Linked DNA regions of Homo sapiens: all the other regions are linked to region 2. Evidence: chromatin loops called from intact Hi-C (ENCODE). Cell type or tissue: mammary epithelial cell. All regions are shown on one strand. Each heading gives the region's core, and the rest is flanking DNA. Links, peaks and the distances in the headings are about the cores only. Region 1 overlaps SCAPER (S-phase cyclin A associated protein in the ER). Region 2 overlaps TMEM266 (transmembrane protein 266). Region 3 overlaps FBXO22 (F-box protein 22).

Region 1 (8,480 bases), core at 87-8,086, 720 kb after region 2:
TGGAGCGCTGGAATGAAGCCTATGTATGGAAAAGATGGTACTTATTAGATTATTAGATAAGTCAAAATATATATTTAACAAAGTCATTATTTCTCACATTTTTCTCAGAAAGAAAACACTTAAAACTAATTTGGGATGTGGTGGGTGGTTAAACAGAGAAAAGGAAGTCACAAGTCTTTTTTAGATCTAAAAACACTGAGTTTTGTAACTCTAAAAAATAAACAAATTATTTAAATAATAAATATAATCTAAGGTTTGAAAAAGTGGCCTAAAGAGCACCAACACTGCTGTGGACTAATATCTGCACCATCCCTTACATATCAACAAGTCCAAGTGTGAAAGAGACCAGTTTTCACAAACATCCTATATATTTCCCCTAAAAGACCTCTTCAGCATAAAATATTTTGGAAAACGCTTTTTTTAATTCTCTAGAGATTGCGCTAAAGTAAGTCAACATTCCATTTTTAGCTACATAATTTTATCTCCAAGTTATCAGGATTCAAATAATAATTGCTGTTAACAGGTAAATTTAAATTGCAATTTTTAAAACTCAAACTATTGCACAGAACATACGTAATTTCTTGCTTGCTCTAGCCCTGCCTGGCCTAAGAACACGGGCCTAAGATTCAGCCCCACCAACACCCTGTGCCAGCTGGGAGCCAGGTCCAGTAAAATAAAGGAAATTGCCTCCCCACTAATGAATGTCATATCAAAATAGTCTGTTTTTATAAGCCAAGTATCTATGAGAAGAAAGAGATCATAAAACACCCATGTGAACACGAGGATGCAGCCTCCTTATCTAATCCTTAAATCTGTGTGGGAAACCTGCCTCTTTGTGAAACAAGTTCACCACTGGGCCAGCCCAAAATCCCAGTCCAATTAGTAGGTGCCTCCCTGCCCTCCTATAGTTCTTGCCAGCCTGGACTTTTAGCATTCCTGGAATCCTAAAGCGCAATACATTTAACGAGGCAATTACTATGTGCAAAAGCATCAAGTAAGAGACTGAGGAGAATATAAAGAAAAATATAAATATATAAAGTATTGTGCTTGTCCTCAAAGAGCTAACAATCCAAGTAAATGAAGCAAACATGTAAGAGTAAAAAATAATATATGAATTAACAAGTATGGTAGGTAGTCTTCAAAGATGCCTCCCTTGGCCCCAGAAAACCACACCTGCTGGTGTTCATGCCCTCATGTAATCCACTCCCCGTGAATATGCCTCTGTAACTTGCTTTCTGACCAATAAAATGCGGCAGAAGGGACACTGCATAACTTCTGAGACTAGGTCATCAGAAGCTTTGCAGCCTCCACCTGAGTCTCTTAGAATGCTCCCTCTTAGGGCAGTCACTCTTAAAATCCAGCTGTCATGCCATGAGAAGCCCAAGCCACAAGTAGAGAGACCACACATGGGCAGCACTCTGGTTGACAGGCCCTAGCTGAATTCCCAGAGGACAGCATCCTCTACCCACTGTGTGAGTGAGCCATTTTGGACATTCCAGCCCAGCTGAGCCCCTAGAAAACTGCTGCCATGCCAGTACCCAAGCCAACATCACATCACAAAAATCACCCAGTCAACTCACAGAATGAGATAATAGGAACTAGATGAATGCACCCTAACACACAATATACACACCTGGATCTATTTCTATACAGATATTAAAAACCGTGAGTTTATACTGATTGATTTCAATCCTAAGCCACGGGGCTCATTTTAGCCTTTCGCTTTGCTTGTCTGAAACTTCTTTCTCCAACATAAGATCCCCAGTTTTCATTATCTACAACTTATTTACTTATCTGTTCAATTCTAATATACACATAAAGTAGTTTCAAAGTTGCTAACCCATACTCCTATGAGAAACACATTTACTAACTACATTACAGCATTTACGTATGGTTCTTATCTTTAACCTTACAATATCCAAAGTACTGTTTGCCAAAATCATGTAATTAGTTCTCATCTTCACCTGGGAGTATGTTACTATTTGCCTTCCAGTTTGGATTCTCCCCACCCACTGGTTAATTTTTACTCTTTTGGGGAATATGTGAAGAAAAAGCAATACATTATTTTCAAATGAAGGAAATTAATGAGTAGCATCACTTCAGGGAAAGAAAAAAAAGTCACTATAGTACACTCTAGAGCAAGGGTCAGCAAAGATTTTCTACAAAGGGCCAGATAATAATTTTTTTTTTTTTATTTTAGGCTTTGCAGGCCATAAGACCTCTGTAACAACTACTCAATTTTGCCATTTTATGTGAAGCAGCCATAGTCAGTATGTAAACAAACAATGTGGCTGTATGGTAAGAAGCCAACTGTGAGATAAACAGACACATATTACTTGTCATTTTGAAATAAATTCAAATTACTAAAAAGTTATAAATTCACACAAAGAATATCAAACATACCCTCACACATTTTTTTCCTGAAGCATTTGAGAACAATCTGCAGTTATACTCCTTGGCAGTAAATACTTCACTATGTATTTTATATATGTAAGGATACTATCCTATATCACTATACTATAACTAACAAAATCAGGAGATTATCACTGATACAGAATTATTATTTAAATTACAGCATTTACATTTCACCAACTATCCCATTAATCTCTTTGACAGTATAAAATAAAGTTGAGAAAAAGATATAAGCCCAATTCTCCCAGAAGCTCTGCAAACCCCAAAGAGGATAAATACGAAGAAAACCACACTTAAGCATATCACAGAAAAACTGATGATAAACTGAAACAAAGAGAAAAATCTTGAGTACAGAGGAGAGGGAAAAATCAACTCATTACCTTTAAAGCAACAGCCATAAGACTGACAGCCTTGCATTGTCCAGGAAGTGATAAAAGTAATAATTTATAATAAACTCTAATAAATTGGTAACTTATTGCCTATTTAGTGGTATAGTAGGGTCAAAATCCTGACTGAAAACGGTTCAAAACAGAATGATGAGAAAAATGGGGATACTGAGTATTAAGATACTTTGAGTTTCGTCATAAAGGAGAACAAAGAAATAAATAAACAGAATGGATTTTTAAGATGAGTGATAGTATATCATACTTTCATACTGATGGGGATGATCCAGTACAGAGACAAATTGTGTTATGGTAAGAAAGAGGGAATGACAATAGGTGCTAAATCTGTGAGTGACAGGAAACAGGTTTCGGTACAAAAATGAATCAACTCGCCAACTAATATCCAACTACCAGAAAAACAAAGACTATATTCTTCTACTCTAATTCTCTGTGATGAGAGTCTAACCCAAATTTTCCTCTCCAGAACTTGTCACTTTTTACGTCTTTAATGTAAACATCCGTACCCATATTCCTTCATTCCTCTGACCTTACCCTGAATATCCATGTGTCATCTACTTACCTGACTCATTAAGGTCTTTCACTGAAACTCATTTGTCTATGATCACTGTCCAAACCCCATTCAGTGTCCTGTAGATTTGCAAAAGTCACTTCTCTACTCATTCTCATACTTTCCAATCAATGTAACACCAGAAAACTTCGTCCTTTAGCTTAAGCACATCTCCCATTAAGTATTGGTCAGTTCTATCTAACTTACACTGGCATCTATCATTTAGCATTGTTCTAACCAAGGGTATCACTATTGCTTCCAGGCCAAATGAACAAGTATAAATAGATGGCCTACTTTTCAGCTCTACTTCAGATAATTCCCTTACACAATCACAGAACATCCTGTGAGACAGAGAGAGACACTGAGTGTGTGTGTGTGTGTGCGTGTGTGTGTGTATATCAGGTCAGAAAATTCACTATGCCATACATTACATTCTAAGTCAAGAGTCTTCACAAAATAATGAGTTTCCAAGAACTAAAATGGATAATCACAAAATAGCAATGTTGTAACACTAGACCAGAAAACTTCAAATCTAACATTCTTTACTTCCATAAACATTTCAGCTCCACTATAAATTTTACCAAGTTAGCTCTTTTGTATTTAGTACATATACACAGACACACATTCAAAGAAAAACCACTAGCTCAAGACTTTGATTTTATTCTTAATTCCAATACTTGATAAGCAAAAACATTATAACTACTCATCTTACTACAAGATCTGATTGAAAATCATTTTTCATTTTAAAGCACAGATGCTTTTTGTAATACATGCTGAATGGATTCCTTTTAGTAAAAACCCATAAATTCTAATGATTTTTAGTAGTCCAGTTCTTATAAAAATGTCAGTAGTAATGTAAATAAAATAGTTTTAAGCATTTTAATATCAGTATCAGGGTTTGAAATGCAATACATGGTTCTGAGATACTTCATAAAATAGATGTCTATTTCAAACAGTATTTTTTTTTAACCTAGGTTCTTTTCTCACAGGAGTCTTCAACAAAATATGTGTATTTTCATCCAAAGTCACAGTGTGCCACCTAGTGCTGTATGGAGATTTTACAGAGGCCTGTTCAAATACTTAATGTTTCAACTAAAAGTATAAAGATCAGCCTTCAGTGAAAGTTTTTATGTTCAAATCTTACAGTACATAATCTAAGAAAGTGTTTACAATAGTTACCAAAGAGGCTAGGTACTTCTGAGACTTGCTCCCAAAGAAACTTCTTTCTCTTAGGTTTAAAATATCTAAATAATTTCAACAACTTTCCCCATAATCTTGAAAAGGTTACAAGTACTGTTTACTAAATGTCTATGTATCTGTCTCCATAAAACTTTCTACTTTATACAAGTTCTTCAAAATCCATTCATACCACTATCTGCCCATAAAATGAAATTCTTGTATCTTTTTTCCAATGTTTTTCAGCTTTCTGAATAATTCAGAAAAGAACCTTTCTCTTAAATTCCCACTACTAACGCCCTTAATACTTTGGGTAGCATGAAGACAAGATTACTAGTCATGCAGCTTACCTGAGAAACCATGTAACTAGTACAATTTTCCTAATATTACAGAATGATAAGCTGGAATCCTGTTCAGTAATTTACGATAACTTTATCAGTTTTTACCAATATTTCACACCATCTAAAGGTAAAACCATAGATGAACTAAGGATGGCTAAACTATTATAAGGGGGAAACAACTTCTCTCTTGTATGAGCTACTCTGTTCTGGAGTCTCTGTTATAGCTCACTAGCCTATACACTAAATGATATATCAAGTCTTACCGAGTCTATCTCCTAAACACAACTGGAGAATGTAAATCCACTACCATCACCCTAGTCCAAGCTATCATCATCTCAAACCTAAATTACTAATACTGTATCAGCCTCCATGACAGAGACTACAATATGCATCAAAACCACTTGCTTTCTTTCCTGTCACAAAGCTAGACAACACCTTCCAGTCTTTCTTGCAGACAGATGGCCATGTGACTAAGTTCTGCATGCTAGAATATAGGGGAAAATGAGGTAAGCTATGTCCAGGTCTGGGTTTGCTTTTTTTTAAGTCTCCTGCATCATCAGCTATGTTCTCTCCCTCAATTCCCCACTTACTGGCCAGATGCATAGGATCTAGCAGACCTCTCTAAAGAATGATAGAGTCATAAGATAAAAAAAAAAATTTAGTCCCATCAAAATGTGAAAGGTCACATGCTGAATACCTACACTGAACTATTAAGTGAACAAGAAATAAACTACTAATCTGTTGGTTCCCCTTCCAGTTATGAAAACATAAAAGGCATCCACATTGGAAAGGAAGAAGTCTAATTAGCCTAGTTTGCAGATGACATCTTTTACTTAGAAAAAGATAAAGACAGCCAGGTGTGGTGGCTTACACCTGCAATCCTAGCACTTCGAGAGGCAGAGGCAGGAGAATTGCTTCAGCCTGGGAGCTCAAGGCTGCAGTGAGCTATGATCGCATCATTGCACTCCAGCCTGGGTGACAGAGTGAGACCTTGTCTCAAAAAAAAAACCAAAAAACCTAAAGACTACACCAAAATCTGTTAGAACTGATTAACAAATTCAGTAAAGTTACAGGATACAAAATCAACATACAAAAACCAACAGTGAACAATCCAAAAAAGAAAATCAAGAAAGCAATCCCATTTACGATAGTTACAAAGAATATAAAATATCTTGGAATCAATTTAACCAAAAAAGGGAAAGATCCAGACAAGGAAAATTGTAATACACTGATGAATGAGAATGAGGAGGATATAAAAAATGGAAAGATATTTCATGCTTATGAAATGGAAGAATACTATTAAAACAACACTACCCAAAGCAATTTACAGATTCAATGCAATCCCTTTTCAAAATACCAATGACATTCTTTACAGAAATAGAAAAAAAAATCCTAAAACTTATATGGAACACAAAATACCCCAAACAGCCAAAACAAACCTGGGCAAAAAGAATAAAGCTGGAGACATCACAGTACCTGACTACAGTAACAAAATCAGCATGGTACTGGCATAAAAACAAACACACAGACCAATGGAACAGAATAGAGAACCCAGAGATAAACCCATGCATTTACAGCCAACTAATCTTTGACAAAGTTGACAGGAACATACACCAGGGAAAGAACACCCTATTCAATAAATGGTGCTGGGAAAACTGGATAACTTTATGCAAAAGAATAAAACTAGGTTCCTATCTCTCACCATACCAAAAAATCAAATCAAAATGGATTAAAAACTTCAAAGTAAGACCTGAAACTATGAAACTACTAAAATAAAACTTAAAAGAAATGCTCCAGGATATTTGTCTGGGTAAAGAATTTTTGTGTAAGATCTCAAAAGCACAGGCAACAAAAACAAAAATAGACAAATGAGACTATATTAGTAACTAAAAGGCTTCTGCATAACAAAGGAAATAATCAACAAAGAGACAATCCACAGAGTGGAAGAAAATATTTGGAAATTACCCATCTAGTAAGAGATTAATAACCAGAACATATGAGGAGCTCCAACAACTCACTAGCAAAACACAAATAATCCAAATTAAAAATGGGCAAAAGATCTAAATAGACATTTCTCAAAAGATATACAAAATGGCCAACAGATATATGAAAAAAGACTCATCACTAATCACCACAGAAATGCAAATCAAAACTACAGTGAAATATCATCTCACGCAGTTAAAATGGTTTTTATCAAAAAGACAGGCAATAACATGCTACCAAGGATGTGGAAAAAGAGGCACCCTAAGTACACTGTTGGTGGAAATGAAAATTAGTATGCCATTATAGAGAACAGTATGAAAGTTCCCCAAAAAAACTAAAAAGAGAATCATCATATGATCCAGCAATTCCACTACTGCGTATATATCCAAAATAAAGGAAACTAATATATCAAAAAGTTATCTGCACTCCCATGTTTATTACATCACTATTCACATATATGGAATCAACCTAAGTGCCATCAACAGATGAATAAAGAAAAAGTATTACATATACAAAGTTGAATATCATTCAGCCATGAAAAAGAATAAAATCCTGTCACTTGCAACAACATAGATGGAACTGGAGGTCATTATGTTAAGTGAAATAAGCCAAACACAGAAAGAGAACTATCATATGTTCTCCCTCATATGTTGGAGCTAAAAAAGTGGATCTCATAAAGATATAGAGTAGACTGGTAGTTACCCAAGGCCAGGAAAAGTAGTGGAGTGGGGTGGGTGGGGATAAAAAGTTGATTAATGGGTACAAATATATGGTTGGATAGAAAAAATAAGACCTAGTGTTAGATAGATCAGAGGGGTGACTATAGTTATAATACTTTATTATGCTTTTCAAAATAGCTAGAAAAGAATAATTTGAATGTTTCTAGTACAAAAAGACATATTTAGGTTGATAGACACAGCCAAGTATATTAACAAATTATATGAATGTAATCAATTATCACATGTACCCCAAAATTATGTACATCTCTTATGCAGCAATAAAATAAAATAAATTACTGGGCATACTAGAAAACAAGTCCAAAGACTAAAAACCAAGAAAAAATATAAAAAAAGGGAATATACCCACACATTAGCCAAGTAATAAAAGTTATCAGAAATAGATTTTAAAGTAACTCTAATTAATATGAACTGAAAATAAAAGGATTGAAATTTTCTGCAGAAAACTAGATACCTTAAAAGAATCAAGTAGAAATTATAAAACTGAAGAATCAAAAAACTGAAATTAAGAACTCAATGAATGGGTTTAACAAGAAATTAGTGAATTAGTTAGACTAAAATATCCAGAATGAAAACATAAAAAAAATAGAAAAGAGCAAAAGAGACATAAGAAATTTTTAAAAAGGTCAAACATAGAAGCAAAAACTGAAATCTGAGGAAAAGAGAAACAAAAATGGGATTAGAGCACATAAAGGCTGAGAACTTTCCAAAACTAACAAAAGATCATACCACGAATCAATAGGCATTATGAATAAAATTGTGAATTTTTTTAATAAAAAGGTAAAATAAAAAGACAAACGATAGACATATTAGGGTTAAAAAGTACCGACAACAACAACAACAAAAAACCTTAGAAGTAGTTACAAGTAACCTCAAATTA
Region 2 (8,480 bases), core at 397-8,396:
CTGATTTCTTGTTCTCATTCTGTGATGTTCTTATCAGATGTCATCCCACTCAATGGTGGAAAAGTGAAGTACAGAAAAATGAGGCTGTCAGTGAGGCTGTCAGTGAGCCAATCATCTATCTTTGGAAGAGTGACATTGAGTTTGCAAGAATCATGGTGCAGAATGGAAGTTCTGTTTTCTCTTAACCAAGCACAGTACATTGAAGGTCTGGTTAGTTTTCAGGGTCTGGGTGAGACCACAGGCAACAAAAGAGAAAATTCAGAGAGACCAGAGTCTGCACCCTAGAGAGGCCCACAGACCCGTAGGAGAAATGGTGGTGCAAGGTGGGGGTCGTCACCCCCACTTTATAAATGACACTCTGTGCACACATAGAGATAAAGATGCTCCCCATCTTTTTAGTGAAAAGAGGGTGCAAAGATGGTCATGGGTGAGGAAGTGGGATAGTCTTTGTCAAAAATAAAAATAAAGTAAGAAATGAAAGATATTCAGTGTTTAGTAAGACAGTTATTTTATATCTTAGGGTTCTAAAAGGCCCAGCCTGAGAGGTCAGCGCTGGACTCCTAGGCAGGGGAAGCTTGGAGGAAGTTCGGGTCTTGGGCAGATATAAATGGATGTTATTACTTAGAGATGATGCCAACAGCACATTTCTGCCAAACTTTACATTCAGAGGAAAAAAACATAATGGGGGCACAGGGATATTTTTCGGGATTTCAGGTTAGAAAAATAAGACAGACCCAATATAGCAAACATCTCTAAATAAGGACTGAAATAATTTTAGATATGCCAGTGAGCAAAGACTGGGGACAAAGAAAAAGGAGGGGTAGGGACCTACTAAGCCATAGCCCAAAATACCCTTCTCTCTTCCTGTACTGTCTGGCTTGAGGGCCACAGCCTCCAGAAAGTCTTCTCTCCTCTAACCCCACCAGGCTAGGTCCTCAGCTCAGTGTATGCATAGCACCTTTCCTACCTCCATCACCACACCCAGGGGTGACAATGAGCTCTGCTCCTCTCTTTACAAGTCGGTCTCCAGTACCGGGCCAGGGGCTTCCTCACGGCAGGGATCAGATCACTTGAGCCTGGAACAGGGGTGTTGACTGATCAAGGAATGACTTGAATGAATGAATCAGTGAGTGAATGGGTGGGGCTGCATGCAAATAAGGATTAGAAGAGAAGGGGAAGCCCAGTTCTGTTTGGAGTGTTTGGAGGGAGTTGGGAGCTGGTCCCTAGATCTCTGTGGAGTCGAGGAAGAGCTGCACGGGAGGCCCCAGGCTTCTTATGCCTCAGAAGTTACTACTGTGGTTGTTGGCTGGCTCACCTCTGAGCATCCCTGCTAATTCCATGCTTTCTCCACAAAGTCACCCTAGAAGAAGGAAATCAGATTTGCCTCAGAACATGCCAACTTCACTTAGTAAGGTTTTAACGTCCTGGTAGAGGAAGGAAAAGCCTTTTGGGGTTCAGGGTTATGAGGCAGATTGATCCCTGCCATGGCCATGCAACTGCAGAGTCTGGAAATTCGGCATCATATGATTTAGGATGGCTTTGCATCCTTTTTTTCTCAGGGAGGAAAAGAAAGGAGCTTCGATAATCCACTTTCTTGATGCCAGTGAGATTTGTCTATAATAAAACACCACTCCTTTCTCTAGCAAGTCAGCTGTCCCTGGACCCCAAACTGACCCTGTGACCCCTCACTCCCTTGATATTTTTAGTAGGCTCCGGTTTCAAGGAGAATTCTTGATGCCCCAACAACGGAATAAAAGTTTAATTTAGACGAAAACATTTTTCCTGATGAGCACTGGTTAGCTGCCTTTCCTGTAGTCCTGGGGTCCAGGAACCCCAGAGAAGTTTCCTAAAGAAATCAATTAAGTCTGGTTGCAGTGGCTCACGCCTGTAATCCCAACACTTTGGGAGGCCAAGGCCTGCGGAACGCTTGAGGCCAGGAGTTGGAGACTAGCCTGGAGTGTGAGAACCCCTCTCTACAAAAATTTAAAAATTAGCCAGGCGTGGTGGTGCGCGCCAGTAGTCCCAGCTTCTCAGGATTGCACCAGTGCACTCCAGCCTGGGCAACAGAGTGAGACCCTGTATAAAAATAAATAAATTTAAAAAAGGAAAAAAGGCAATACATTCACAGATGTATTATTTCTCAGCAAAATATCCGTCCGTCCCCACCTGCTCACAAGGCGCAGGGTGTACAGCGGCGGGTGACCGCTAGATGGCGGCGGAGCGCCTCCGACCACCTGGGTCGGGGGTGTGTCGGGGATGTTTCCTGGAGAGAGGGGAGGAAAGTTTAAATGCGTGGCCACGTCCGGCAAGGAAAGTTAGGTGAATTTATGGTGCTGGGATGGAATGGGAGTCCCCAGTCATCTGCAGAAGCACCTGAATATTGACTTTGGCCAAATAGAAGGAGGGAGATCATGGCTGACCCAGGATTTGCCAAACCACAGCAAACCTGGAAAGAGCTGGTGGGTGGGGTGCCGATTTGTTCCCTCGTTCTCACCCGGTAGGAAGCTGACCGCCTCCAGGCCAGTCCTGTCCTCCAAGCACAGCACAAGGAGATTCTCAGACTTGGGGCCGGTTTCCAGAATTGAGGACTTCAGGGTGGCGGGGACTTTACAGGCACTTCATCCAACAGCACCTCATTCCCACCCCTAAGTCAACCTTGAACCCCTTGCCAAAGACTTGACAAGTGGCTCCTGAGCACAGCCCACCTACATGGCAGCCCTTCTGAGATGTGTGGTCAGTGTCCTTTGTCCCCCCAAGAAGGGACAGCCAATCCATGGTGTGTGTTGGCCACTGTGCCCTGGGTGGGGGTTGCCAAGTGTATGGCAGTTTGTCCACCCCTTCACCCCCCACCTGAGCTCTTGCCACCATACCCTACTGTTTCCCAGCGTTGACATTTCCGAGGATGCAAAAAATCTGAGATTCTGGGACAAGCAAATGTCAGACTTTGGTGACCCCAGCTGCACACAACCCTCCTCCCTCTCTTCCCGCAAGGCAGCAGGGCTAATCTTTAGCTCTGATTGCAGAACTGAAGCTGCCGGTATGGAAACTTCAATTTATTTAGTTATCCCAGAGCTCTGGGAGAGTCACCTTTCACCTCCATCCTGAGAGTTCTGGTTTCGTGGTGTGTGTTTATGAGCCCGCATCTCAGAGTCTGTGTGCTGCTGTGGCTTGCCCCCTGGAATTGGGTACAGGGAACAAAGGGGAAGCTTAACAGTGTTTTTCCTGTGGTTCTGGTTCTCTCTGGGTGAGAAAGAAGCCCCACTAACAATTGCAGATGTTTTGTAAAAGGGTGTCCCTGTAGGCATTGGGTTGATGGTTCTCACAGGTTGAGATTATGCATCTCTTTAGAGACATCATACACAGTGAGCCCATTTCTTTCCTGCCTTTTTCCTCCCCTTGTTTGTTTTGCCTTTTGAGTGGTCTAGAACTAGGAACACATTGGATCATCAGAGTTCATGGATAAGGCTGTAGGCTCCGTGAGGATGAAGGCTCTGACCACCCTCCTGGGCCCAGTACCCAATACAGTGCCTAGCATTTGGTGGTCATATGAGAACCATGCCTGGAATGGAATGAATGTTGAAACTGTTTATTCATCCCCCTTCTAATGACCGTGTATCTAAATCATCACCATAGATCATAGGATAAACACTGTGTTATGGGCTTGACATATGTTATTTTTAATATTTTTAAATTTCACAACAACCTGTCAAAGCAGATATCTCCATTTCAGGGATTAGGAAACTAAGGCTCAACGATTGCACTCAGAGTTCAGTCAGTGGTACAACTGTGATTTGGAGACAGTAGTTGCCAGCAACAGCCAAACAGATGGAAAAGTCTGGCTTTCCCCTCCATGACAACAGAGAAAAAAGGACTTGCCTTTTAAAGCAACTAGACGAGTTAACATTTGTAAAGTGCTCACAACAGCTCCTGGTGCACAATATGTATCTTAAGTGTTTGTTTAATCAATAAAACTAAAGTCCATGTCAATGACAGAAGTTACATTTCAGTCAGCCTCATGGCTTTCTCCAATATTTTAATCATCTGGAATAAATATAGTAAAGTGGGACCCAGGGGTTTTGCTGACCAACAAAACCATTGGCAAAGTCAGCTGTGACACCCAGGACACAGGTGTTCAGCATCATAGAACTGGCACGAGTGGAGCTAGGCGGGGCCCCAAATTACCCAATCCTGGGGCTTTAACCTGGAGCCTGGGTATCCTTAGATTATCCGTCAGTGAGATTCAAGGAGTCCGTGCACTCCCTGGAATGTTATGCACAGTGCTGTAGTTTTGTGCATTTGGGGGGTGTAAGGGCATAGCTTGTATCCACTGCTGGAGAGCTCTGCAGTCCAGAAAGCTTTTGAGCCCTTGTCTAGCAGAGCCTTCCTGAAGGCAGAGTGACAGCAGCTGGGGAAGCCCAGGGCCCCAGGCTTCGATCTGGCTCCTGCTACCAGGCAGCTTCCAGTCTCATTTTGATCACCTCCCTCAGCTCCTTCCTTGAGAACTTGAAGGATGAAAATCTCAAAGTAGGGCCGACAGGGTTAGCTAGTTTGGCTGCCTTCAGGGAGATGGGCTGATGCCGTGACTCTCCACTGCCTGTGAGCCCCTTTTAGGACACCTTGAGGGTCTCCACGGTCCCCCTGCTCTAGCCACTCCCCAGCTTGCACCTCAGGAGATTCAGTGCAGTCACTCCCCTCTCTGCCACCACGTGTCCTCCCAGCCACAGACAGCCTGGCAGCCACTGCAGACCAATTGCATAGTGGATTGTGGGGTGGGAGAGGCCAGGCCCCACAGAAGCAAGCACAGCCCTCCCCATCCTGGCGCCACACGGCTCTACTTCCCCTTCCAGATTGGGGCTGTTTCAGTGCCAGGCTTGGGAACGCTGCCTGACAGAGCAGTGGCTTGAGCCAGCTCCTTCCAGGTCACCCCTGTGGCTTTATCGCATATAAAGCCTCTGCCGGAAGTTTGTCAGTTCATTTTCATATTCTAGAATTTATTCTTTGAATTTTTTATGCAAACACCTAAGACTATGAAGCAGAAGCAGTGAAGGTACTCAGCCTCCCCTCCCACCCCAGGATTTCTCTGAGGCCTCAAGAGTGACTACCTTATGGTAGAATACTCGCCCACCTGCCAGGACATGCCATCTGCTTGTTGGTATTTGCAGACTCTGGCAGCCCAAGCCGGGCCCCTGGAGCTGTACCCTCCCTACAGCAGCACCAAGACAGGACATTGGGAAACGCCTGCCCTCTCGTGGCAATTCTGGGGATAACACCACCCTGAGAACCAGCCCTGGGGCCTTGATGGGCCGACGCTGAAGACAGAAGGAAAGCACCTTCTCTAATTAAACAGTCAACGCTGATTTCCCCTTTGGCCCACTAAGCCCCTTGAGTCATTACTGAACCACTCAGGAATCTTTTGAAACTGGTCACATTCTATTTCACTGCTAAAACACAGTCTTCTAGGAATGTCCGAGTCATCTGAATTTCAGATGAAATTTTATTGGCAGCTTGGGATTTTCAAACACTGGTCAACCAAAAGCCTGCGGCTTCAGCCCAGCCTCCCAGCCCCCAACCCACCCTCCAGGGCCCTGTTCTGGAGCCCTGGGGTCTGTGGTCTTGCAGTCTAGTGCAGCCCTGCCCTGTGTTTCTGCTCTTCAGGAAGGAGCCCAGAACCTACCTGAACACTCTTGCCCCACCCCACACACATAGCCTGCCTGCACTATTTCCTTGATGCTCCAGGGCTGCTTGACCCTGGCTTGCCTTCTTTGTCTCATCTCTCCTACTCCCAAACTCCCTTTGCCATACCCCCTTTACCTTTCTGAGATACCTGTTACCTCTTAGTAGGCCGCCAGAAGCATTTGTTCTCACCCAAAGCACCTGGGATCTCATTGAAATGCAGACTCAAATTCAGCAAGCACGGGGAAGGGCTGAGACGCCGCATTCCTAACAAGCGCCAGGTGATGCTGCTGCTGCTGCTCTGTAGATTCCACTGAGTATCGAGGACCTGGAACAGCGGTTTTCCATCCACCTTGATTGCACACTGGAGTCATCTGAGGAGGCCTGGGTCCTCCCGCAGAGGTTGTTGTTCAGGAGGTCTGGTGTGCAGCCTGGGCATTGGAGTTCTTAAGAGCTCTGTTGGGTGCTCTAGTGTGCAGCTGGGCTGAGATCCACTGACCTGGAGGCAGATCCCACCCCCAGTCTCCATGGCTCCCTGCTCCAAGGCAGCCAGGCCTCACCAGCCACTGTATCCCCTGGGTACCATCTTTTCCTTGACAGTGGTCTTCTGTCCTTCCACTTCCGTCGAGTCACCCCCATGTGCCTTGCCCTGGGGTTACCAAGAGGAGGGGGTGCACAGAGCAAGATGCAAGTGGTACCCCCAACAAGGAGACCTGCACGAACTCACTCCCAGACTGGCACAGTGGAGGGGTGGGTCGCTGAGGGCAGAGTGTGGGCAGGGGACAACTGAGCTGGCGTGAGAATGAAAGGACAGGCCCAGAGCAGCGTGGCACAGGCCTGATTGTGCAGCTGCCTCGGGTTTCTTGGGTGCTGTGTGTTGGCTGTGCCAAGGGCTGTGGCTGCACCAGCAGCATCTGCCCTAGCTGGTGGTGGGTGGTGAGCTATACCCCCTGCTGAAGGGGGAAGCCCTATCCTCCTCCCGGTCCAGCTCCTGGCTCCCATCACCCTGGTGTTTCTCATACTGGAGGTACTTCGGGGCTGAATAGAATTTTACCAGAAACAGTCCCTATTTAGTGTACATTTCAACCATGCCTGGATCGCTGTCCCCTCACCCCCATCAGCTTTCTCACATGTCGCTTTCTCACTGAGGCCTGCTCTGACCACCATATTTAAAATGTCAACTCATCCTTTACCCGTCCTAATCCCTCCACCAGCTCTGCGTGTCTTCCTTGTAGTACCCATCACACCAGCACCTGTTGTATTGATTGCCTGACCCTCTCTCCCACTAGAGTGTAACCTGCCCAAGAGCAGGGATTTTCGCCTCTCTTGATCACGCTGCCTACCTTAGCTGATGGTGGGGGCGGCGTTCATTTGACTTCAAGGCCGTCATCCCCTGCCTGGCATTCGAATCCTGCCATCTGCCCAGTCCTCTACCTGGCTCTTCCCTGAGGCTGAGGAGTGTGCTCTGGTGTCAGGGCCAGGCCAACTATGGGCTGACTTCAGACCACAGGTAACTCCAGACGCCCACCTCCTGCAGCTTCCTAACCACCTGATATGGTTAGTAAGTTTCTCTAACAAAAAAAAAAAGAAGAAAAAAACGACATTTTAAACAGCAATATAAATTGGCTTTTCCTCCCTTGGAGGCAGGTCAAGGTCTGAGTCTCCTGTTGATAGGGAACTGAATATATGGAACTAGTGCTCCTGAATACAATGCTTCGTTTCATTCCCTACTCCCTTCAGGACCCTCCTCTGGGGTAGAAGGAGCAGTGTCTTAGGGATGTCCAAGGCACGAAGGTGAACAAATGCCCGGCACCTTCCGTGGAACGTGAAGACGAGGCTTCCTGCTGGCCAGCCCAGGCAGATGGCCCTGGCAGCTGCCCTTTTTATTCATAACCGCCTGAAGGTGCTTGGCTCAGATTTCAAATGACAATGACATGCCATCAGTTTTAGGGGCCGCAGACAACGGTAATGGGCATTGGGGAGAATGTGGAATTGGAGCCAGGTGTCCTTGGGCCCTAGAAAAGACCATGCTAGAGCTGTGGGGGAGGAGTGAGCAGGCAGAGGGCAGGAGGGGAACCGGCTTCCGGGGGCGCTGAGGCGGCTGGAGGCTGGGTGTGAACTTGGGGTGAGAGGTGTGAAGGATGAAAATGGGGCTGGCAAAAGGGGAGGCAGGAATGTCACATCGTGGGAAAAGAAGCAGGGGGAGTAGGTGAGGCCGGAAGGAAGAATCAGGAGGTGAGGAGGGTGGCCAAGTGATGATAGCCAAAGATATCTTAAAATGCAAAGGCTCGTTAATGGATGGAAGCGCTGTGCCGCTGGCACTGCTGCGGGCAGCAGCTTTAGGCTTCTGGGAGCCTCCAGCCCAGCAGGGCCAAAGCTGTCATCTGAGCACCTGGCTTCCCTGGCCAGGTCCCTCCCTCCTGCCCCTTCGGGACAGATGGCCTTCCCATGCGCTTTTCCCCAGCTCATCCTGGCTTTCTGCCTGCATCCCAGGGTTCCCATGCATTCTCTGATCAAATCACAGCCGCCCTCACCAGGCCCTCTCCGGACCCCTTGGCTCTTGAGTTTAGGGCTGCCAACTTTACCAAATAAGAATACACGATTCCCAGTTAAATTTGGATTTCAGATAAGCAACAGATCATTTTTTAGTATGAGTCTGTTGTATGCAATGTTTAGGGTATACTAGAAAATTGCTCATTGTTTATGTGAAGTTGGGATGTAACTGGACATACTGCGCTTGATCTGGCAACCCTCCTGAGCTCCTCCCAGTTTCAGTCTGGGGTTTCCTCTGTAGCCCCTTGCTTGGT
Region 3 (8,480 bases), core at 154-8,153, 230 kb before region 2:
GAAGTAGGTAAGTTACTTTTATTTATCATTAACTGCTCATTTTATTGATTAATTTTGTTTTCTTTTTAATTCTGGCTAGTTGGTGGATATTAGGTTCCTTTGGGAGAATCTGAATTAAGTACACCTGTCACTGGAGATGTGGCTAATTCAAACAGGTGATTCACAGAGGCCAGTGTGATACATGTTTGGTAGAATTGATTTACTTTTTAAATTATTTTACTTGCATTAAAGCCCAAGAGAACCAGAGATGAAAAATTTTTCATAAATACTCTGTTGATGATAAACTTGTTTGTATTTAGTTCTGAATTTTAAGGAATTCTTGCTCTAATAGTTTATTTCATTTTGCTCTATTTTTGTTTTGTTAACCTTTTTTATTCTAGTAACAAGCATTTTAGAAGTTTTTAGAATACGCGGGTTAGTTCTTTGTGAACTAATTAGAAAGATGGGAACAAGTAAAGTGACCCTGATGAGTCTTAGGAAATATATGAGTTAAGGCAAGTCTATCAAGCAAGGGGTGTGCTGGGAAACATCCTGCAGGTAGTGTGGATGGAGCCCTGAAGTGAATTTGAAGAGGTAAAGGGTTGGCTTAATGTCTAAGCTTGGATGGGAAAGCTTAACTTAATATAGTAAACAACAAACGAATTACTCAAGGAAAGCAGCGTTTAGCCTTTTATCTACATCTGCAGATGGACTGATTGAATTCACTTCATTCATTAAAAATCACTGTTGGCATAAAAACTATTCAGTGGTAACACCTCATTTTTGCATAGATCAGCCAGCCTATAGAGATAAACCTCTGTTATTTGAAATGGGACTTAAACCAGCTGGAGTAAAAAATTGTGTAGCAGCAAAGGTAAAATTTGTTTTACTGATGAGGAAAAAAAGGGGGTATACACATTGAGACTAGTTTTTACAACTATCCCTGACAATGTGGAAAAAAAAAAAAAACTTGCAAGTCATTGGTGGATGGGAGGGGAAGCACAGAACAAGAGGCATTAGCAGCAAAGACTCAGCCGGGAACCTCTTAATAATGTGGAAGAGGGTGGTCAGGTCAAAGTAGATGGTGGAAAGTCTCAACAGCCAGCTCTGGTGTGACACAGGGTAGTGTAGCTATTAAGAATGCTGACTTAGAAATGAAATCAGTATGTTGAAGAGATATCTGCACTCCCATGTTTATTGCAGCACTGTTCACAATAGCTAGGATATGGAATTAACCTAAGTGTCCATTAGCTGATGGTGGATAAAGAAAATGTGGTATACATACATAATGAAATACTCTTCAGCCATAAAGGACATCCTGTCATTTGCACCAGCATGGATGAACCTGGAGGATGTTAAGTGAAATAAGCCAGGCCCAGAAAGACAAATAGTGCATGATCTCACTCATGTGTGGAATCTAAAAATGTTGCTCTCATAGAAATATAGAGTTGAATGGCAGGCACCAGGATCTGGGGTGGTTGGGAGGGGCTTTGGGGAGATGATGGTCAAAAGATACAAAATTCGTTTTGGAGGAATAAGTTCTTGAGGTCTGTTGTACAACATGGAGACTATAGTCAGTGACCATATATTCTTTTTTTTGTTTGTTTTGGAGACAGAGTCTCACTTTGTTGCCCAGGCTGGAGTGCGGTGGCATGATCTCAGCTCACTGCTACTTCTACTTCCTGGGTTCAAGGGTTCAAGTGATTGTCATGCCTCAGACTCCCGAGTAGCTGGGACTACATGCTGTATGCACCACCATGCCTGGCTAATTTTTTTTGTCTTTTTATTAGAGATAGGGTTTTACCATGTTAGCCAGGGTGGTCTCAAACTCCTGGCCTCAAGTGATCCACCTGCCTCGGCCTCCCAAAGTGCTGGGATTACAGGTGTGAGCCATCGTGCCTGGCCCATATACTATATTCTTGAAGAATGCTAAGAGAGTGACTGTTAAGTGTTCTTACTACAAAAATGGTAACTGTGAGATAATGCATATGTGAATTAGACTTAGCCCTTCCACAATGTATATATACTTCAAAACATGTTATACATTGATAAATACATACAATTTTATCTGTCAGTTAAAAAATAAATAGAAGGTAGTCAACCTTAAAAGATTGCAGGCTTGTAGCTACTCTAGTTCTGCTACTTTCTGGCTCTCCAGTTAGGGCAAGTTTTTCAATTTTTCTAAACCTCCATTTTCCTCATCTATAAAGTGGAAATAACTAACATTGAATTCACAGAATTGTGAAGATTAAATGAAATGACTTTCATAAAACGCTTAGCAACAGTAGATTGTAGCTAGATGCTAGTGTTGGCCTCCACCCTAGGCAGGCTTTACTGTGTGTCACATGGGCCCTTCATCTGCAGTGTGGCCTTGTAGTTTGTGGGGGGAATAGTAGGGTTCTAAGTGTCCTTAGCTCATTCAGAAGCCACATGCCAGAGGAGCATACATGTGTCTGGGCTTGAAGTGACAATTAACGATGGCCAATGTTTATGGAGGTACTGTATGCCAGATACTGTGCTGCGCAGCACTTCTAATCTTCACCACAGCTTTGCCAGACAGAATTCTTTATGGAATATTTTTGATGAGGAAACTGAACTTTAATGGCAGTAGAGAGTTAAGGCTCTTAGGGTATGTAAATAGCAGAGTTAGCAGAAATGTTAAAGCTATTCTAAATTAAGGATGCCAAACTTCCTTTGGGAAAAGGTCAGATAGTGCCCTTAAAACTGACCCATTGTTAAGTGTAAAGGCAAAATGAATTTTAGGAGCAAATGTGGCTATGTGCTGAGCTTATGTGATTTTGTAATAACATAATGAGACTTGATATTGGTAGGCTAGCTGGAGCGAACAAAGTTCAGCAAACTAGGTCTTTTTCAGAGTTGGTCAGGTGGTTAGCAAATAGTAGGTCTGAAACTCAAAGGAATGGCTGTGGTCAGACATGTTGGTTTGAGAACCATTTTGTGTGTTGCCTGGCAGTCTGCCTGTAAAAGCATCAAGTGTCATTGAAGGCCTTGGAGTAAGCCAGTCCAGGGCAACATAGCCCAGATTCTGGGAAGATTTATGGCAGCAAATTTAGTACAAGGAAGGAAGAAGATGATCAATGTGTTGATGTTGACGAGATGACTATCTATATTCAATTGGCTCATAATGTAGAACTCCTACATTAATTTTATTCAGGCTGGTATGGTGGCTCATGCCTGTAATTTCAGTACTTTGGGAAGCTGAGGCGGGAGGATCGCTTGAGCCCAGGAGTTCGAGACCAGCCTGGACAATATAGTGAGACCTCACCTCTACAAAAAAACTAAAAAACTAGCCAAGCATGGTGGCACGCACCTGTAGTCCCAGCTACTTAGGAGGCTGAGGTGGGAGGATTGCTTGAGCCCAAGAGGCGGAGGTTGCCGTGAGCTGAAGTCACGCCACTCTACTGCAGCCTGGGTGACAGAGTGAGACCCTGTCTCAAAAATAAATAAATAAATAAAAATTTATTCAGCATGTTAAAGGTGACATAACTGGATGTAGATTCTGTCTCAGTGACATTCCAGAAAAGGTATGAAGAATACATATACAGTCATATGTTGCTTAATGACGGGGATGAGTTCTGAGAAATGCATCTTTAGGCAATGTTGTTGTTGTGTGAATGTCATAGTACTTACACAGACCTAGATGTTACAGCCTACTATATGTGTAGGCTATACAGTGTAGCCTATTGCCCCTAGACTACAAACATGGACAGCATGTTACTGTACTGAATACTGTAGGCAGTTGTAACACAATGGTAAGTATTGGTGTATCTGAACATATCTAAACATTAAAAAGGTACAGTAAAAACATGGTATGAAAGACAGTATACCTCTATAGGGCACTTAACATGAATGGGACTTGCAAGACTAGAAGTTGGTGTGGGGTGAGTCAGTGAGTGGTGAGTGAATGTGAAGGCCTAGCCCTGTATACTACTATATAGTTTATAAACACTGTATGCTTAAGCTACATTAAATTAATTGAAACATTTTTGTTTGGCCGGGCACAGTGGCTCATGCCTGTAATCCCAGCAGTTTGGGAGGTCCGAGGTAGGTGGATCCCTTGCGATCAGGAATTTGAGACAAGCCTGGTCAACATGGTGAAACCCCATCTCTACTAAAAATACAAAAATTAGCTGGGCATAGTGGTGTGCGCCTGTAGTCCCAGCTACTGTAGGCTGAGGCAGGAGAATCGCTTGAACCTGGGAGGCAGAGGTTGTAGTAAGCCAAGATTACACCACTGCACTCCAGCCTGGGCGACAGCGAGACTCTATCTCAAAAAAATAAAATAAAATTGTTCTTTAATAATAAATTAACTTTAGCTAGACAAAAAAAATTTCCATTTATATCCTTATTCTGTAAGCTTTTCTCCACCTTTAATTTTTTTTTTAACTTTTTAAGCTTTTTGTTAAAAACTAAAACACAGTCACACACATTAGCCTAGGCCTATACAGAGTCAAGATAATATCACTGTCTTCCACCTCCACATCTCGTCCCACTGCAAGGTCTTCAGGGCAGTAATACATGTGGAGCTGTCATTTCCTATGACAACAGTGCCTCCTTCTGGAATACGTCCTGAAGGACCTGCCTGAGGCTGTTTTACAGTTAACTTTTTTTTTTTTTTAATAAGTAGGAGGGGTAACCTCTAAAATTACAATTAAAAGTATAGGATAGTAAATCATAAGCCAGTAACATAGTCATTCATTGTCATTGCCAAGTATGCATTGTACGTGATTGTATGTGCTATACTTTTATACGACTGGCACTGCAATAGGCTTGTTTACAACAGCATCACCACAGACATTTGAGTAATGCGTTGTGCTACACATTAGGCAGTAGGAATTTTGTAGCTCTGTTAATCTTCTGGCACCACTGTTGCATATGCTTACTGTGCGTGTCACCACGCCTGGCTGTCCTTGACCAAAGTGTTATGTGGTGCTTGACTGCATAATCATAACCCAAGTGAGTATGTGAGGTGTTCTGTGAGAGCAGAATGGGTAGATTGCTGTAGGGGTTCTGCCAGTGGGAGGGATCAAGGAGGCTTCCAGAAGCAGGTGGTATTTAAGCCCTTGAAGGATGGGAAGCATATGAGAGATATGGATGAGTAATATCACTGGCTGAAGGAACATAGAAACACAGGCACAGAGCCAGGAAATCCCAGAGCATGTTGGAGAAATAGTAATCATTTTGCAAGCAAAGGTTATGTGCAGGGAAGTCATGGGAACAAAGGGTGGGGCGCATTCAGGCCAGGCTAAAGAGTCTGGGCTTAGCTCCTGTACACAGAAAATGGTAGCTGTTACTCAGATGTCATCGAGCAGAGGTGAATGTGGCCCTCCTGTGTGGGGAGACACTGGAAGCGGGAGACCACTTTAGAGTCCAGGCAAGAAATAACACTAGGGCATGAGGACTAGGGAATGAATTGGAGGAAATGAACAAATGATTAGATGTGAAAGAGAAGGGAAGCCTCAGTAATTACTTTTGAGTTTTGATCCTAGGAGACAAGGGTGATGGTGGTGCAGAGACCAGAAATAGGAACACTGGGACAGGAGGAGCGGGATTGGGAGAAGAAATTGGGAAAAATCAAACCCCATTAGAGATGCTTGTTTTGGCTGTTGATTCAGTGCTGCTGCTAAAGGTCATATGGCCAAACCTTTTGTGTGCTGCCTTTTTTGTCCAGAGAGGTGACATAGCTGTTTCCTGGGCAGTACTCTGTCCTCTGTCCACCTGAGCATCCTGGGAATCTTTGATGAGGCCCTGATATGTGGCACTGGTTGAAGCTAGGACCCTAGTTTTGTCAGTTTATAAGAGCCAAAATCTTGAGCAGCAGAAACCCTTTTGTGATAAAATTGCTATATTTGTTAGATCATATTTGCATTATAGTGCCAAGTATAGGAATGAGAAAACTGGAAGGAAAAACAACCCCAGAATTATTGTGCTCTGTGAAGCTTTCTTATAGGTGTCCTTTCCTGAGCTGCTTGATGTCAGCAGTTTTGGCTTATTCCAAGGCATCATTTTCTTCTGGAAATTGAAGCTTTGCCCAGCTTAAAATGGCCATCTTCATTCTTTCACTTGCTATCTTGTGTCCTAATTTTAGGTAGAGTTGGCCTTCCATATCCATGGGTTCTGCATTCATGGATTCAGCTAACCACAGATCAAAAATATTTGAGGGAAGTGCAGCAAGAAGCCAGGTTTCTAAACACAGGAGTGGCATAATTTGATAGATCTTTTCAAAATAACACTCTTGCTATGATGTGGTGATCATTTTGGAGTACAAGAGTGGATGCAGGATTAGCTTGATTTAGCCATTCAGTAGTGTATATATATTTCAAAACACCATGTTGAACATGATAAATATATGCCTTTTAAATTTTTCAGTTAAAATAATTTTTTTTAAAAAGTATATGCAGGAGACACAGACTGTTGTAGTGGTTAAGGAAAGAGGAGATGGCAGCTTGGAGCAGGGCAGTGGTGAGTGGAGTTGAAGAGAAGTGAATGGATTCAAGATGAAGTTTGGGGCTGAATGGACAGGATGTGGTGACTGATGAGATGTTAGGTGTTGAGAATGAGGGAGGTGACAGCGATGTCATGCGGGTATGTGGCTAGCGCAGCTGTATAGTACCATTGACTAAGGTGAAGAAGATTTGAAGGTGCGGGTTGGAAGATCAGATTATCAGTTCTGTTTTGGACATGTTTGGAATTTGAGATGGAGATATTGATTATAGACAGTTGGATATGTTGGCCTGGAGCTCTAGAGAATGGTCTAGAGGAAAGATATTAATTTGGGAATCATCAGGTAATTAATGGTGATTGAAGCAAAAGGGACTGGCTTCAGTGATTTGAGGAGGAGGGCCGGGGAGGAGGCTCAGTAGTGCATGTTGATTGTCCAGGGTTGGTACTGCTGTAATATTATTTTGACATCCCTCCCTTCTGCTAATGCAAAGGCTTTATTGAGACTACTCAGTAAGGATCTCCTTGAGCCATTTCTTAGCTTTTGTTTTAAACACTTCATTTGTACAGTCTTACATGGGATGTCAACATAAAAATAAAGCAGGTAAAAGCAGAGCCTCTAGGTTGAAGGGTGAAGGGAGCATGTTAGGCCTTGAACTGAGGTTGCTTATTCTCCTCCACCTACACTGGAGGCATCTTTGGAACGCTTTGCCCACCAAAGCACAGTCTGAAAGCCCCAGCTGCAACAGAGGAGGGGAGAGAAGCTTCCCTCCCTGGCAGTGCTCATGCACTTCTTCCTCTAAACCTTCATGTAATCCAGGGAAGGGGCTCTAGACTCAGAGCAGTGCCTGGCAGCTCTACAGTGCCTGGCAGCTCTACCTGTCTGTACCACAGACAGGAGAGCTTGAGAAAGCAGACCTAGCACTGCTGAGCGTTGGCAAGATGGACTTCAGCTTGAGAGCCAGAGCCTCTTTGCTCCTTTGAGAATGCTTGAGGTGGTTAGTTATATAGCAAACAGTTGACTCACACCTGGGATCCTCCCTCTCTTTTCCTTTTACAAATATCCTTCTGACTTTCTTCTAGGTGAAGCACAAACCTGTAACATTGCCTTTTGGGGCACAGTGATTTTCTGGATTTGAGTTTTATTTGCGGAGAGTCCCATTAGAAAAGCTTTCCTATTGATTTTTACATTTTAGGGTCAAGAGAGGAAGTTCTGAAGAATTCAGTTGCCTTTGCTCTTTGAAGGAGAGGATTGGAAGTGTCCTGTGTTTTCCATAGCTCAGTAGGCACAGTTCTTTCTGGCAGCCAGTTCTGGGGTGTGTATTTAATTTTACTTTGGTCTGGTCTGATCTAGCTTCTGTAATATGGATATAATTTGCATGTTAAATGTGAATTTTGGAAGTATTGAATCCTCACAGACTTTTTAGGAATAAAACAATACGTAACAGGTTGTTACAGGCATTAAATAAGTTAATTTCTATAATGTACTTAGAACGGTGCTCTGTACTAGTGTTTGTTGTGAGATTGGTGATCTGGTGATCTAGCTTGTAGATTGTTCAGGTTCTTTCTGCTCCCTGCTTTTTGAACCTTTAACTACTTGTCTTGAATTCTGCCAGCCACCAAGAGGGGTAAAATAGAACTTTAATGACTTGTCAGATTCCAAAAAAGTGTGAAGAAGAACAAAGTTTTAAAATTATCTGAGGACATCATAGAGAGTCTTGAGGGGTCATAGGCAGTACCAGGTGTGAAGCAGAGAGAATCAGTGCTGAAGCTCAAGGGATTGAACTTGTTCTGCCTTCGAAGTTGCCCAGCCCTTGAGAAAGCAGAAGTGACAGGAAGCTAGTGTTAAAAAAAAAAAAAAAAGCGATGCTGACATCTATTCAAGACAATGAGGCAGACTTTATTTGGGAGACCACTGTGATGGGGTTTTGCACTAGGGGAGAGAGATCAGGCTCAACTCCAAATGCACCAACCACAAATGGGGATTTATAGCCAAGGAGGAGGGTGGGGGCTTGGTGGATGAAAAATTCCTAAGAGGA

The links. A loop is a pair of places that touch in the nucleus more often than their neighbours do. Peaks named below come from ENCODE experiments on the same cell type or tissue, not always from the same donor. Only the 100,000 strongest peaks of a DNase experiment are listed, where the experiment ranks them.
Region 1: it touches region 2 in a loop (14-fold over the local background); 8 of 110 quality-filtered maps call a loop at or near these places.
Region 3: it touches region 2 in a loop (3-fold over the local background); 3 of 110 quality-filtered maps call a loop at or near these places.

Annotation. Positions count from the first base shown.
Region 1 is chr15:76,862,515-76,870,994 of GRCh38, forward strand. SCAPER (S-phase cyclin A associated protein in the ER) reads right to left here. Exons shown (of 32, transcript NM_020843.4): 3 at 1-19. Among named protein-coding and RNA genes, the nearest start is that of SCAPER, 39 kb to the right of the region's middle. In mammary epithelial cell, for the core only: a CTCF peak has its summit at 4,408 (motif pointing left); no DNase peak of the experiment used is centred there.
Region 2 is chr15:76,145,886-76,154,365 of GRCh38, forward strand. All of the region lies in intron 3 of TMEM266 (transmembrane protein 266), which reads left to right. Among named protein-coding and RNA genes, the nearest start is that of TMEM266, 90 kb to the left of the region's middle. RefSeq lists a silencer at 4,196-4,459 and enhancers at 4,733-5,311, 4,935-5,024, 5,395-5,484, 5,780-6,410. In mammary epithelial cell, for the core only: CTCF peaks have their summits at 2,200 (motif pointing right) and 5,251 (motif pointing left); a DNase peak (open chromatin) is centred at 5,296; H3K27ac peaks cover 629 bases.
Region 3 is chr15:75,917,388-75,925,867 of GRCh38, forward strand. FBXO22 (F-box protein 22) reads left to right here. Exons shown (of 7, transcript NM_147188.3): 5 at 1-7. Among named protein-coding and RNA genes, the nearest start is that of FBXO22, 18 kb to the left of the region's middle. In mammary epithelial cell, for the core only: a CTCF peak has its summit at 4,565 (motif pointing left); a DNase peak (open chromatin) is centred at 5,134.